Regions from separate parts of the Homo sapiens genome. Here region 2 is linked to region 1. Evidence: chromatin contacts called from ENCODE Hi-C or POLR2A ChIA-PET data. All regions are on one chromosome and are shown on one strand. The core of a region is the stretch at or near the end of the contact, and the rest is flanking DNA. Distances in the headings are between cores, read along the strand shown. Region 1 overlaps LOC124902473 (a long non-coding RNA gene). Region 2 holds the start of GRID1 (glutamate ionotropic receptor delta type subunit 1).

Region 1 (6,829 bases), core at 1,661-4,160:
GCAGCACGAGGCGTCTCCTGCTCTTGGCAAATCAGTCTCTGGCTTGCCTTTAGGAAAATCACCTTCTCCAGACACAAATGTGGCTTTCTGCAGCCCAGCTCCAAAACCGCCCCTGCCCTTTGGATCACCCCGCCTCAGCTGCCAGCGCCCCTTGGAAGTCTGACCATCTCATCCTGGCATTCAAGGACCCACGTGATTCAGTCTCACTGCCTCTCAGAGTTATGTCTCTTTTTGGCTACAGGCAACCCAGCCTGCAAGCAAACTGTCCTGCTTTGGACCCTGCTGTGTCACTCTCCGCACCAGCCTTTGCCTCTGCTCTTCGCTCTATGAAGTCCTCCCAGGCTGCACGGAAGGACGACTTTCTCAGGTCTCTTAGGGATGGAGACTCAGGGACATCAGAACACATCTCAGCGGTGGTGACTAGTCCTCGGATTTCCTGCCATGGTGCTGCCATTCCCACCGCCCGTGCCCTCTGCCTAGGCTGTTCCTGCTGCACCGAACGCCTCCTCCTGCCACCGCCCTCCCTCCTTTCTTTAGAAGCCCCTGCCAGCACCTGAGCTCTCTGCTGATTGCTGTTCCTCCCAGTCTGTGGAAGCTTTGCCCATATGCTTTCCTTAAAAGGGTTCTGGGCAGGGCAGGCGCCCCCATTTCTCAGGGATCCCCTCCAGGACAACGCCTTTTCCTTGTGTCTTCAGCTCTCCTTACCAGATATCTATATATTTGTATATATTCAGTTTCACCAACAACGCATCAAGTACTTTTTTTTTTTTAAGTAAAGAACCGAAGTCATTGAACTGGAGTCCCATTGATTCCCTCCCCCTCGCCTCCCCAAATCTGGCACCTGCCCAAGGTATCCTCAGAACCATTTGGGGTGTCCTTTGGCATTGGATAATAGAAATAAAATTTTACCTCTTTCTACCATAAATTGTACCACGTTTTATGTATTGCTGACCCCCTTCATCTGATTTATTGCTGTTTATTTTAGAATATTTTCTCTTTGAAATTTTTTTTTCAGTAAAAAGTTATGACACCAAGCACAGTGCTCCGAAGGCGGAGGCGGATGAGCGCGGGAGGCCTTCCTTCGTCTCCGTAGGCGACGCCCTCCCACCCCTTCCCTTGTTCTCATGGCACTCCTAGCTACTGGCAAAGGTAGACGCGCCAGTTTCTGCTGCTCCCCCACGGAATGGAAGCCCCAGAGGGCAGGGACCTAGTCTGTCACGTCCCAGGCCTCACCCCAGCTCCTCTGAGGCCCGGGTGCTGGGTCGAGGCATATGCCGGGCTGCGCGGGTGGCGGGGGAGGGGGAGCCCTGGAGCGCGGCCCCAGTCCTGGGAGAGGTGTCCTTCGAGGAAAGGGACAGAAGAAAGTTGAGGACAGAGGTCCAAGGGGAAGAAAGAGGGAAAGGATCGGCGTGAGGAGGACGTCCGGGCGGGGTGGGGAGGGCCCCCCGCGGGGTCGGGCCCACGGGCTTTCTAGGGCGCGTCGCCGCTCAGGGCCACGGGTGTGCTGTCAGCTCCCGTCCGGCCGCCCGGACGCTGTAACCTCCTCCGAGGCTGGCCCTTCTGGCTCGAGACAAGCTCGGGCCTGGCACGGAGCAGCGGGAAGGGCGGGAGATTGCCCCTAGTGGACTCCAAGTCCAGCTCCTGTCCCTGGGCGCGTCTCGACACTTGCTGGGTCACGGAGGAAACCGGGTCTCGGACCCCAGCCAGCACGGGCGCCCCCCTCGGCTTCGCTCCCTTTACCCAGCGGTGGCCTCGGAGGCCCGGGTGGGGCGCGCCGCTCACCTGGAGAGGAGGCTAGGGGTCGGGGGGACACGCGCGCCCTTAGGCCCCACTCCTGTCTTCTGCCCTTTTTATTCTCCCCCGCACCCTGGGGCGGGCGGCGCGGGGCCAGGGTTTGCGAGTGTCACCTGCTTTGGTAAGTAGGTGGGCGAGTGACGCACCGCGGCGTCGGCGCCGCCTTCCAGGCGCTCTCTCTGCCTCCAGAGGCGCCGGCACTGCGGGGCCCCAGTCATGCCCGCTGCCTCAGTCTTCCAACCCGAAAAGTGGGTGGGCGAAGGAAAGCTCGGCCGAGCTGCGTCTCCAACTCCCTGCTCTCCCCTAGGGGAGCCCACCAGCTCCAATCGCGACCTCTTCTGTCCCCAAACCACAGACCCTAGCCCGCCTCGGGGACCCGGATATGGAAGGGGCGGTGGAGAGCCCTGGCCTTGATTCTCCCTGGGTCGGGAGGGCGTTCCGGCGGCCGTGGGGCTGCAGCCCTTCCTCCCCGCCTGGAAGGTGAGGGTGTGGGAGGAGCGGGAGGGGGCGAGGCCGACACAATCCCCGTGCGACCAGCGGCGGAGCCCAGAGCCAGGTTAGGAGCGCGCTCAGGCGAGCTCGGCGGAAGGCCGAGAAGGTTCATCGGAGGCGGCGGCGAGCCGAGACCAGGAGACAGACGGGGCGGGGTGACGAGGCGGGCCCCACCCCAGGAGCGCGGGGCCACACGGACACCGGCGGGCGGTCTTCCCCGGGATGCGCTGGGATTGCAGGCCTCCAGCGGCCCCGCCCGCCGCCTCCGCCCTCCCGCTCCTGAGCTGCCAATCCAGCGGGTTCTGCCGGTCCTCGGCCGTGCGTCTGGGGTCTGGATTCCCGGCTCCACTCGCCGTGAGCGCGCGTGTCAGCCGACTCGCCCCGGACCGCATGGTGCAGCTCCCGCAGGGCCGCAGCCGCGGGTCGTCGCTGATTGCCAGCTCCGCGCCCACTGCACCGCTGCGCGGCCGCCTAGGGCTCATTGCGCGGAAGTCGGCCTGGTCCCTCCCCTGGGCTGGATGGGCCCGCTCCTCCCGAGCGGTCGTGCTCTGAGTTGAATGCGATAGAGGCTTCTGGGCGCGTCGCGGGCTAGGTCCAGGAGCTGTGATCCTCTCCGAGGTCTCAGTGTGCCCGCAGCGCCCCCTGCAGTGCGTCTCCTGCAAGGGGCCCGGAACACATTCCTGTCCCCGCCAGGCCTGGAGGCCCGAGCGCCTGCTTTTCATCCACTCTGCCCACCCGCCTCTGCGGTCGGCTGCCTTGGGCGCTGGCCTTAGCAGTTCTGAGTTTGAATTCAATCGCCAATACACAGAAAGCCACACAAATGTGAAGATTTGTGAATTATTATCAAATGAACACCTTTGTAACCACTACCCAAGCCAAGAAACAGTACTTTCCCCCAGAATACCTTACCCGTGCTCCTTCCCGATTTCACTCGACTCCCTCCTTCCCAAAGTAGCCACTCTCCTGCCTTTCATAGTAATTACTTACCCGAGTTTTTAAAAAATTGTTGTCACCCAAGTTCGCCTCTCTAGAGGCTATAAATTAGACTTGCTCATTTTGTTAATATATTTTAAGTCTCTTTAATTTGTAGTTTCTTTCTCCATCACTTTCTTTTCCTTGCAATGTATCCTTGGAAGAATCTGAAGAGATTTCTAGTCTGGATTTCACTGATTGCATTCTCCTGGTGCAGTTCAACACATCTCCCTGTTTTCTGCATTTCCTGCAAATTGACAGCTGGATCCAAAGGCTTGATCAGACTCAGGTTCAAGATTTTTGGTGAGACTCCAGGTGGTGGAGTGCTGTTTTGTCAGGAGGCACATAATGTCTGGTTGTCTCTATTTTTTGAGATCTGAGGAGAGACGATGTCCAATGCTTACATTCATTAATTCACTGGGGGATGAAAATGGTGATATACTAATTATATAATTTATTTTTCATTTATCATCTGGGTTGATTTTATAAAGAGACTCTTCTCCTCATCTGCTATTTGGTTACCCAGTGGAACCGTTCACAGAGGAAAGGCGGGTAAATGCTTGTTTCTTTGCATTTATTTATCCGTTTTCAAGATGACGAATTGCTACCCTGTCATCCTCCCAAAATGAAGAGTTAAAAAAATATACCATCACGATGCCAAGGATTTAAATGTGCTAGATGGATTTCAATACGTTGCAGTTACTGTCAGTAGTAACATACAAATTGTCCCCTCTTTGGGCAGCTGGAGCCCTTCAGGTTAATCCTTGGGTCCTTTAGATGTGACCCTAGTAGCCTTTGAACACTTCCTTGTTATCTGGAATGACAAGACATCTTACCAGTTTGGGGTGCTAGGAATCCTCTTCACTTCTTGGTTGATCTTTGTTTCTAGGTCTTTTCAATGGAGGAGCTGTAAATTACATATATGATAAAATACACTGGGAATTTATACTGATGTAACTACGTTAAGTGGAGGACTTCTTGATTACACCTGTATTTCTTTTCTTCCACACTGGGAATCCTGGTTCTTAAGGACACCAGGAATAACTGAATTAGAATCCAATTAGTCATTTGTTTTATTTCAATTTATATACTTACAGGTTCAGAATAACAATATCAATACCATAACTAGCTATAATTTCTGAAAACACCTAAAACTTTTTCTTTCTGCATATGTTATTTTTATCCCCCCCATTTTTTTTTTTTTTTTTTTGAGACAGAGTCTTGCTCTGTTGCCCAGGCTGGAGTGCAGTGGCACAATCTTGGCTCACTGCAACCTCTGCCTCCTGGGTTCAAGCGATTCTCCTGCCTCAGTCTCCCGAGTAGCTGGGATTACAGGCACATGCCACCATGCCTGGCTAATTTTTGTATTTTTAGTAGAGACAGGGTTTCACCATGTTGGCTAGGCTGGTCTCAAACCCCTGAACTCAGGTGTTCTGCCCTCCTTGGCCTCCCAAAGTGCTGGGATTACAGGCGTGAGCCACTGTACCCAGCCTACCCCCTATTTTTGTTTGTACTCTACATTCTCAGATGGTAAAGCCATTAGATAGCATAATCTCTCTTTTTAAACCCTCATTTAGTCTTCACTCCACAAATAACTATACATTTGTTAATCATCACCAATCATTAATGTGATGTTTCTCTAGTTATTTTGGTCTCTGCGACTGGTGCTTTAGTAGATCCTCAAGAAGGGCTATGGACCGTGTTACTGTTTCACTATAATAAAGACAGGATCAGCATCACTGATTATTCCTTTGGCCTCAGGCTCCAGTATGGTTCAGTACAAGACTATTAATATCCTATCTTTATTTAAAAGGTTGATATTTTGTTCATCCTGGATTTTTTGGCATTGAATTTTGTTTAAAAAATTATTGCATTAAAATCTCATTTTCTGCATCCCTTAACTGTTTAGTATGCTCTGAAATTCTTTGCTGCAAGCCAGGACCTTTCTTTGCTCACCTGCCTCACCCTGGTTGGAGATGAGTTGAAGCTCCTATTTTTCTCATCCTGTTAAAAAAAAGAAAAAAGAACTCTGCGGGCGAGTTTAAAGAGACTGGGTCTCACTATGTGGCCAAGAGTGGTCTCAAAATCCTGGCCTCAAGCAATCCTCCCCCCTTGGCCTCCCAAATTGCTGGGATTACAGGCATGAGCCACCATGCCTGGCCCCTGCTTAATTTTGATTCAATTTCCAGCAGTTGCTGTCCATTGTGGGGTGCAGTCCGGAAGGGAGCCCTCGCAGATCAGTGAGAGAATTCACAGACCTTCAGATCTTACCGCAGATCTGGTAAGATCTGGAGTGAGACAAACTGCTGGTTCTCACCCGGCCCCTGCACTGTGGATGAACAGGGCCCTCAGGTGCCCAGGTAACCTGTTGCTTCCCTCGGCTTTCCCCCAGCGCATGCTGATGCTGTGCAGGTGTCATGGTTGTTGTCCACCCACTTGCATTTTGTGGTGACAGGATAACCTATCACTTAGTTTTGTTGCAATGTTGTCCACGGGTTTTGGTTTTAATGTCTTGTTGCTCTGACTATAATTATGTGGGGATTCAGAAAGCACAAAGTTATGTTTTCACCACCACTGCCATTTTTCAGATTAAATTTAATGTATTTTAAAAAGGACACTTTGTTTTATTGATATATGATGGTTGTATATATTTTGAGGGTACACCCAATAGTTTGATACATGTATACAATGTGTAATGATCAAATTCAGGTAATTGGATTATATATCACCTCAAACATTTTTCTTTGTGTTGGAAACATTCCAATTCTTCTCTTCTAGCTATTTTGGAATATATAATCAATTATTGTTAACTATAGTCACCCTACTGTACTATCAAACACTAGAACTTATTTCTTTTAACTGTATATTTGTATTCACTAACCAACTTTTCATTATCTCTTCTCCCTTCTACCCTTCTCAGGCCCTGGTAAGCATCATTCTACTCCATGCCTCCGTAAGATCCACTTTTTTAGCTCCCACATTTGAGTGAGAACATGTGATATTTGTATTTTTGTACCTGTTTATTTCACTCAACATAATGAACTCCAGCTCCATCCATGTTGCTACAAATGAAAGGATATTATTCTGTTTTATGGCCAAATAATGTTTCTTTGTGTATATATACCACATTTTCCTTATCCATTCATTCATTGGTGGATTCTTAGGTTGATTTCACTTCTTGACTAATATGAACAGTGCTGTAATAAACATGGGAGTGCAGATAGTTCTTAGGTTTACTGATTTCCTGTCTTTTGGATATATCCAGCAGTGGGATTGCTAGATCATATGGTAGTTCTACTTTTAGTTTTTTGAAGCGCCTCCATACTGTTGTTCATAGTGGCTGTCCTAGTTTATATTCCCACTAACAGTGTATGAGTGTTCCCCTTTCTCCGAATCCTTGCCAACGTCTGTTATTTTTTGTCTTTTTGATAATAGCCGTTCTAACTTGGGTGAGATGGTATCTCATCATGGTTTGATTTGCATTTCCTTGATGATTAGTGATATTGAACATTTTTTCATATACCTGCTGACCGTTTGTATGCCTTCTTTTGGGAAATGTCTATTCAGGTCT
Region 2 (6,829 bases), core at 2,530-5,029, 33 kb after region 1:
TTGAAAACAGGAAAAACCCAATGGGTTAAGAGAGGAAGGCAGCAGTGAGATTTTCTGAGCTTGGATCTTGGCAGAAAGTGGGTTCCCTGGAGCCTGTAGTGACGGATGAGGCTGGCAGCAAGACCCCTTCCCAGATGCCTACAGACTCTTCCCTGGGGGCTTGACCTTAAGACCTGGGTTGGCCTCCACCCTGTGTACACGGGACAGCTGGGTTCCATGCCAAAGCCTGCAGAGAATTCCCCAGGCTTGGACTTGATCTTTCTTTGCAGGCAGGGCCTGGGCCGAATTGTCTTCCATATCACTGGTGGGCTCTGTGCTGAGGAGGGAATGAGGAAGATAGAGTTTTTGGGCCCTCCCTGGAGACGCATGGTTCAGGAGGGGCACTTCTGCAGGGGTTGGGCACTGGTGGTTCCACATCAGGCAGGCAGCTCCTCAGGATTGTGCCCAGGAGGCAGGTCACTTGGAGGGCCAGGACTCCAGCTGGCTTTTCCTTAGTCCAGCTTTTGGATGGGGTGAGAAAGAAGGCAATGGAGAAAGGAAAGGTCTGCATTTCTGGAATGACAAAGCTTTAAGTCACAATGATTGTAGCTTCCAAGTAGACCACTGAGGCCTCTCTCTGCCTTGACATTTCATCTACAGCTTCTGTGGCCAACTACTAGCGTCCAGTGTTGTTTCAGTTGAGATTCCTGATGAGCCCAGTTTTATCTTTTTGCACCCTCCTTCAATTTCCTTGTGTGTAAAATGGGATGACCATCTCCTCGGTAAGATGTCAGGTGGTGAGCACAGTGCCTGCATGTGGTAAGTGCTAAAGAAAAGTAATTAGAATCAGTAAAACTGAAGAACTCTTTAGAAAAAGCAGTCACCTGTGCTGGCTGAGCTTGTGTAAAAGAAAGATTTACTGACTCAGTTTTAATTTCTGTGAATACACCTTTGTGTAGTGAGGAGCAAACCAAGAGGACTGAGCCTTGGGCCTGCCAGCAACTCACCTGATGCCTTTCTCTGGGCCTCAGTTTTTCTCTCTCTGAAGTGGATGTGTGTCATATGACCCAGAGATTTCTAATCTATCTTCTCCAGCTAGATTCTTGCATTAGGGGTGAACTTGTTCATTGGGTAGAGTTGCTTCCCCTGGTTTGGAGAGGCAGCATTTGCAGCCCCAGAGGCTATCAGGGATAAGGGTGTTGGGCCAAGAATAGCTGGGCCAGGAGCAATAAACTGTTAAGGGCTTGATGAGTCTGAGCAACTGACCAATAACATCCAATGCCCCTGGAACCTGGCAACTCCAACTTTAGGTGGCAGAGGATTAAACACATTTTGCCTCAAGGTGAGTCTGTACAGGTCCCCAGTGGTCTCTGGGCCTGCCTTCCAGCTCTGTGAGGAACAGGAGCTGAGCAAGTGCCTACAGTCACCACGCTGCCTACAGTGTCCAGGGGATTCTAGCCTGGATAGGAAAACTGGCTTGGCTGAGTGGACTGTCCCAGGGTGAGGATCTGGGAATGAGCATATGGGGATGGCAGACTACCACACGCCCTGGAAGCTGGAGAGGAAGGAGGCACCCAGGACAGAAGGTGAGGTTGCCCCAGGTCAACAACTTCCAGATGAGATCCACCTTGAGTCATGATCCTCAGATGCCAAGCCACAGGAACCTCATCACCCACCTCATCATCCAAACTGGAACTTGATGGAAATCATTCCACAACTATGTGTTGGTGGGTTGTCTTCTTAATACTTGGAAGGAGGTCTTAATACTTATCCCACTGAAATCATGCTACCTACACCTAGCAAAACATACATCAAAGAAAAACTTCTAACTGGGTATATCACATGCCCACTGTACTAACACACTGGAGAACCCCCAACAACAGGAGGCCCGGGGAGAGTCCCTGACCCACAGGGACTTCAGGTCAAGACCACACCCACCATCCTTTCAAGGTGGAGACAGTCCCCGTAGGAACCAAACTGATGTATAATAAAACTCATCATTTATTTCTCTTCTCCCTACAGCATTTCAGCCAGTGAATGGTAGAATTTTGCAGGAATAAGAATTAGAGGTGTAGAGGGTTTTGAGATGCGGGGTGGGTCAGGTTTCACTACTCAAGGACCCTAAGACAGGTTTTTGGAAGAAGTGTGTGTGTGTGTGTGTGTGTGTGTGTGTGTGTGTGTAGGACCACATTCAGCCACTCCCATGGGCAAGTATGACATATGACCACTCCTCTCTTCTTGCCCCCTGGCCTCCTTAACCTAGAAGTCACCTTGCTGGCTCATGGGATTCCTTGATACTTCTGCAATCCAGCTTCTCCGCTCCAACAGGCTGTCCCTGCCCAGCTGAGCTGGCCCACCCAGGGTTCCCTCACAGTGCTATGGGCCTCCACTGGCCCCCTCTGCACAGCCCATCCTCTCCAATCTTTCTTTCCAAAGTGAAATCTACCAATGCTTACTCTTTGGCTCTGGCCACATGAGAGACAGACAGACATACAGACACACACTTCTTTCTTTTTGCCTTGGCTCACCACTATTCAATGCCTGGAAGCCTTATTTTCTCCCTTGGGAACCTCCACTCAGTCTTTACAACTGTCATCTCCTCCAGGAAGTCATCCCTGCTCTTCTTCCCAGGCTGGTTCAGAGCCCAGGCATCTGAGCATACACAGCTCATTCATAGCCCCCCCCAACATTTAAAAGATGACTTGGTTGGGTGTCTGCCTCGCCCACTGCGCTGGGAGCTCTGGGCAAGGGCTGTGGTGGGAGCCTCTCCCCCTGGTGCGTGGCGGGAGTCCTGGGGCCCCTCCGCGGACAACAGGGCCCGGGGACGTTCCCAGGCTTGCTGGAGGAGCAGCTTTTGAACGAGGCTCTGCCAGGTCCCAGACCCCAGGAAGCTCAGCTGTCTCCTCGAAATCTTGGGGGTGCCACATGGAGCCCAGTCCCTTTCAGGCACGAGCCCACAACAGCTTAACGCTCTCTTTGGTGGTGGCCGGCCCGAGGCAGGCACCGGAGGCGGAGGGAGCCCTGTTCCGCTGTGGCCGCGAGGAGCGGGCTCTTCGCCCGGGCTCGCACATGAAAGCTCCGTGCAGGGTCGGAGTCTGAGCCCGCCGGCCGCTTGGAAGGCTCCTCACGTCCAGGCGCCGCGGTCACGGCTGCGCTGGTTTCCGGCCATGAATTGGGCTTCAGAGTCCGAGCCTCTTGCCCGACTCCCGGCTGAGCGCGCTGCCCATGGAGCGGGGGATGGGCGCCCGCCGAGGTCCGCGCGGCCAGCCAGGGTTCGAGCCCACGGCCCGGGCTCTACTCTGAGATGCTTGCGGCGGCCGGCCCCCTCTGGCTCCCCAGCTGTCCTGGGGCCTGGCCCGGCGCCCCGCCCCGGTCTCTCTTCTTGCTCCCCAGGTCCCACTCCACGAGGAACGGTCTGTTTCGGCCGGGGACATGACCCGAGACGCGCGGCTGCTGAGGTCGCCAGGGCGCTTCGGGAGCCCCTCGAGGGCAGTTAGCGGCCGGCCCTCCTCCATTCTCCCGCCCCTGGCGAACCGGAGAAGGAGGCCCGAACCGTCAGAGCTCGGCGCGCCGCAGCCCAGGCCGGTCCCCGCCGCTGTGCCGGTCTCCGAGCGTCCCCCGAGCCGGGAGCGTGGAGCACCCGGCGCCCCCTCCGAGCCGCGAGCGGGCGAGAGCCGCGCGGCGAGGCTGAGGCTCCGCAGTCACGTGGTAGAGAGGCGGGCGGAGGGGAGGGAGGCGGGCAGGGAGGGGAGGGGGAGCGGAGCTGAGGGGGAGGGGGAGGGGAGGGGGCGTCCTCCGCAGTTCGCTCCTCGCCGGGGCTCAGACACACAGCCAGCCCAGAGCCGCCACGCCGGCCCGGCCGCCGCCGCCACCGCCTCAGCCTCCCCCGAAGCCGCTCTAGCCGCGGGAAGCGCCGCTGCCACAGCCGCGGGCCGCCCCCGCCGCGCCGGCCTGGGCTCAAGCTGCCAGCACCGCCGCAGCCGCCACCGGAGCCGGAGCGGGAGCCCGACCGCGCTGGGCTGGGCTGGGCTGGGCTGGGGCGGGCGCAGGGCGCAGGGGCGGGCGCGCGGGGGAAGACGCACGGGCGGGCTCGGCTCTCCCGGGGAGCGGCCCGGGACTGCACCGGGACCAGCGCCTCCCCGCTTCGCGCTGCCCTCGGCCTCGCCCCGGGCCCGGGTGGATGAGCCGCGCGCCCGGGGGACATGGAAGCGCTGACGCTGTGGCTTCTCCCCTGGATATGCCAGTGCGTGTCGGTGCGGGCCGACTCCATCATCCACATCGGTAAGCGCGGCTGGAGGCCGGGCCGAGGCTGGGCGGGGGCCCCAACGGGGCAGGGGGTGCGCGGCGTCCAAACTTGGCGTTTCCCTGGGCCGAGGGGCTCGGCGGGCGGTGCTCCCCCGAAGGGCCGCGCCGCGCCGCCCGGCGGAGGAGCTGTGCACCGGCCGCGCCGCGCTCCCGCTGGCTGCTTGCCGCTCCCCGGGGCTCCGATCTCCGCGCGGGGCCCCGCGGCCTCTACCGACACTTAGGGCCGACGCTTCGGGGAACACCGGGATGGACGCGCGTCGAGACCCGCGCCCTTAGCGGGGCCGTCGGCGGGTCGGGAGGGCCCTTCTGCGCAGCTCAGAGCAGCGGGGGGCAGGGGGAGGTACAGCGGGGGGCTCGCCAAGTTGGCAGGGCAAGATCAAAGAGGCCGGACCGGAACCGTGTGTGAATGTGTGTGGGTGCGTGTTGTCAGCGTGTGTCGCTGTGTGCGCCTGGCACGGTGTCGGTGTTACTGTGAGAGGGTGTTGGGGTGTGTGGGGCCATCTGAGCGTGTGTTGGTGCGTGCACGACTGTCTGTCAGCCTGTTAGAGTGGACACAGTGTCTGCCTGCTTCTCCGGTGTGTGTCTGTGTAGCCCTTGGTGTATGTGTGAGTGCGTGTGTATCTGGTTGTGGCGACTGCATCCCCATCCTGGACAGTCCTAGAGTTTTGCGTGGTCCAAGTCTTGGGGGCCCAGACGGTCTGGGTGGTGGGAGCCGAGGGAAGAAGCGTGGGCAGCGGGGGGTAGGGGGATGCTGAGCGGGAAGAGATGGATAGAGAGAGAGAACCGGGAGAGAAGATGAAAGCGCAGAGGAGGAGGGGGCGCGCCGAGGGGGAGTGGGCGCGCCGAGGGGGAGTGGGTGGGAGTTGGGAGCAACACGGGAGGAATCTCGGGAAGTTGGGCCGAGTTGGGGGGCTGACAGCGGTCGCTTTGGGGGAGTCCCTCCGCAGTCGTCTTTCCGGAAGTTGGGAAAGACCAGCGAGCACAGGGAAACTGGGGGTTGGGAGGTGTTGAAGGCGAGGAGGACGGGACAAGGCGGGAGGGTGGGTGGTGGAGTGGGGTGGTGAGGACTAGGCCTGGGCTCGGAGAGCTACGATTCCTCCTCAGGGGCCCGTGACCAAACCTGCTTCCCGCCCTGGAGGGGTGCGGGTCTCGCGGTCAGCATTGCGGCGCCGGCTCCGGGTGTAGTGAGGAATCCGGGCCTCCCTCCTCCTACCCAGCCCCCAGCTCGAGGGATCACTGGGCCTAGCTCCGGGACCTCAGGGACCCTCGAGGCTTGGTGAGGCGGGATGTGGGTGGCTGACTCCAGAGCTGTCCAGGTTGCAGGACTAGGCTCGGGCTGGTCGCACTGATCTCGGCTGGAAGCGCAGGGTCCGTGGAAGCTGTGCTAGGCGCACAAAGCGCCAGCCGGAGGGCGCCCTGGAGGAGCTGTCCGCGGTTCTAGAAAGCCCTTCAAGAGCAGCTCCTTCTGGGACCCCCAGCTCCGCTAGATCTGAACGTGGAGGCGCCTAGGACACAAGTCCCCTTCCCCCACTCCCCTCGACAGACGTACAGGAAATGGGAGTGGGGAAGGATGGAGAGTAGGAGGCTGAGCTCAGGGCGCCAGGCCGGGCAGCGTCACAGTCATCCAAGCTGCAGGCCATCCGAAGCCCCTGCCTAAGGAAGACCCCTCTGCGCAGGAAAGCCAACTGTAGACCTGCTTCGCTCAGCTCCACTCAGCAGGGGACGTGCATGGAGAAGGACCCATCATTCTGTCCTGGGATTTGGGTGGGGGACACCACCCTCCCGGGGAACTTCCTGGCTCCTGGGATGGGATTTATGGAACCATGTCAAGGCATTTGGGCGCTGCCTGGGGCCACCCCAGCTTGGCTTAGTCCCTTGTGTGGAGCATGGCTAGGACATGTGGTGCCTTGGTTGTGAGACACGTGTGTGACCTGGTGGCAGCCTGTGGGATGTGCATGTGTAACTCATGTCAACTGTGTGCACGTGTGCGCTGAGGGCTGGTGGGGGGAGGGGAACATATTCCTGTGCAGGTGGAGATCGGAGAGCCTTAATCTACCCCGCCAAGCTGAAATCCCAGTTCAGACTTCCCACCACCCGGCAATCATCGGTCTGCGAGTGCCTTGACCCTCGGGCCAAGGGAAGCGGGGAGAGGGTTCTTGTCCAGGTCCGGTCTTGATCCCTTCTCTCCTCCAGGTGCCATCTTCGAGGAGAACGCGGCCAAGGACGACAGGGTGTTCCAGTTGGCGGTATCCGACCTGAGCCTCAACGATGACATCCTGCAGAGCGAGAAGATCACCTACTCCATCAAGGTCATCGAGGCCAACAACCCATTCCAGGCTGTGCAGGAAGGTGAGTGACCGCTGTGCCCAGGGCCCACTGGGACACGGCCTGCGAGGCGTCGCAGCAGTGGGCACCGGAGGGGTTGGGACGAGCTGGGCTGCGCAGGGCACCCTCTGTTCCTCGGCAGCCGCGGTGCCATGCGCGGTGGCGCGCCTTCCCCGGCCCACCTAGGCAGCGGCGCCGGGACTGCTCTGCGCTGCGGGCC

Evidence for each region. A loop is a pair of places that touch in the nucleus more often than their neighbours do. ChIA-PET counts read pairs that join two places held with the same protein, here RNA polymerase II (POLR2A). Pooled maps may share reads with other maps.
Region 2: a loop to region 1 is called in a pooled map, with 2.3 times the contacts of the local background. The contact joins the promoter of GRID1 here to the enhancer-like site in region 1. A Hi-C loop is called at or near these places in 1 of 168 maps with a recorded cell type or tissue (OCI-LY7) and 3 of 50 pooled maps. POLR2A ChIA-PET finds 5 or more read pairs at or near these places in 7 of 52 experiments (A549, BJ, HEK293 and 3 more).

The regions. Positions count from the first base shown.
Region 1 is chr10:86,396,077-86,402,905 of GRCh38, reverse strand. It overlaps LOC124902473 (a long non-coding RNA gene), which reads left to right. Exons shown (of 2, transcript XR_007062221.1): 2 at 242-925. Among named protein-coding and RNA genes, the nearest start is that of GRID1, 33 kb to the right of the region's middle. RefSeq lists enhancers at 1,145-2,138, 2,886-2,935, 2,740-3,034, 3,026-3,075, 2,139-3,132 and 1 more and silencers at 1,406-1,465, 1,586-1,635, 1,706-1,755, 2,446-2,495, 2,506-2,735. Within about 2 kb of position 2,910, at least 21 of the 41 ENCODE cell types and tissues checked have a DNase peak (open chromatin) inside an H3K27ac peak, as active enhancers do; they include OCI-LY7, where a contact is called at or near this core.
Region 2 is chr10:86,363,745-86,370,573 of GRCh38, reverse strand. It overlaps GRID1 (glutamate ionotropic receptor delta type subunit 1), which reads left to right and starts at 3,779. Exons shown (of 16, transcript NM_017551.3): 1 at 3,779-4,260; 2 at 6,478-6,633. The coding sequence starts at 4,182. RefSeq lists silencers at 3,081-3,290, 3,401-3,790, 3,811-3,860, 4,091-4,290, 4,321-4,470 and an enhancer at 6,671-6,829.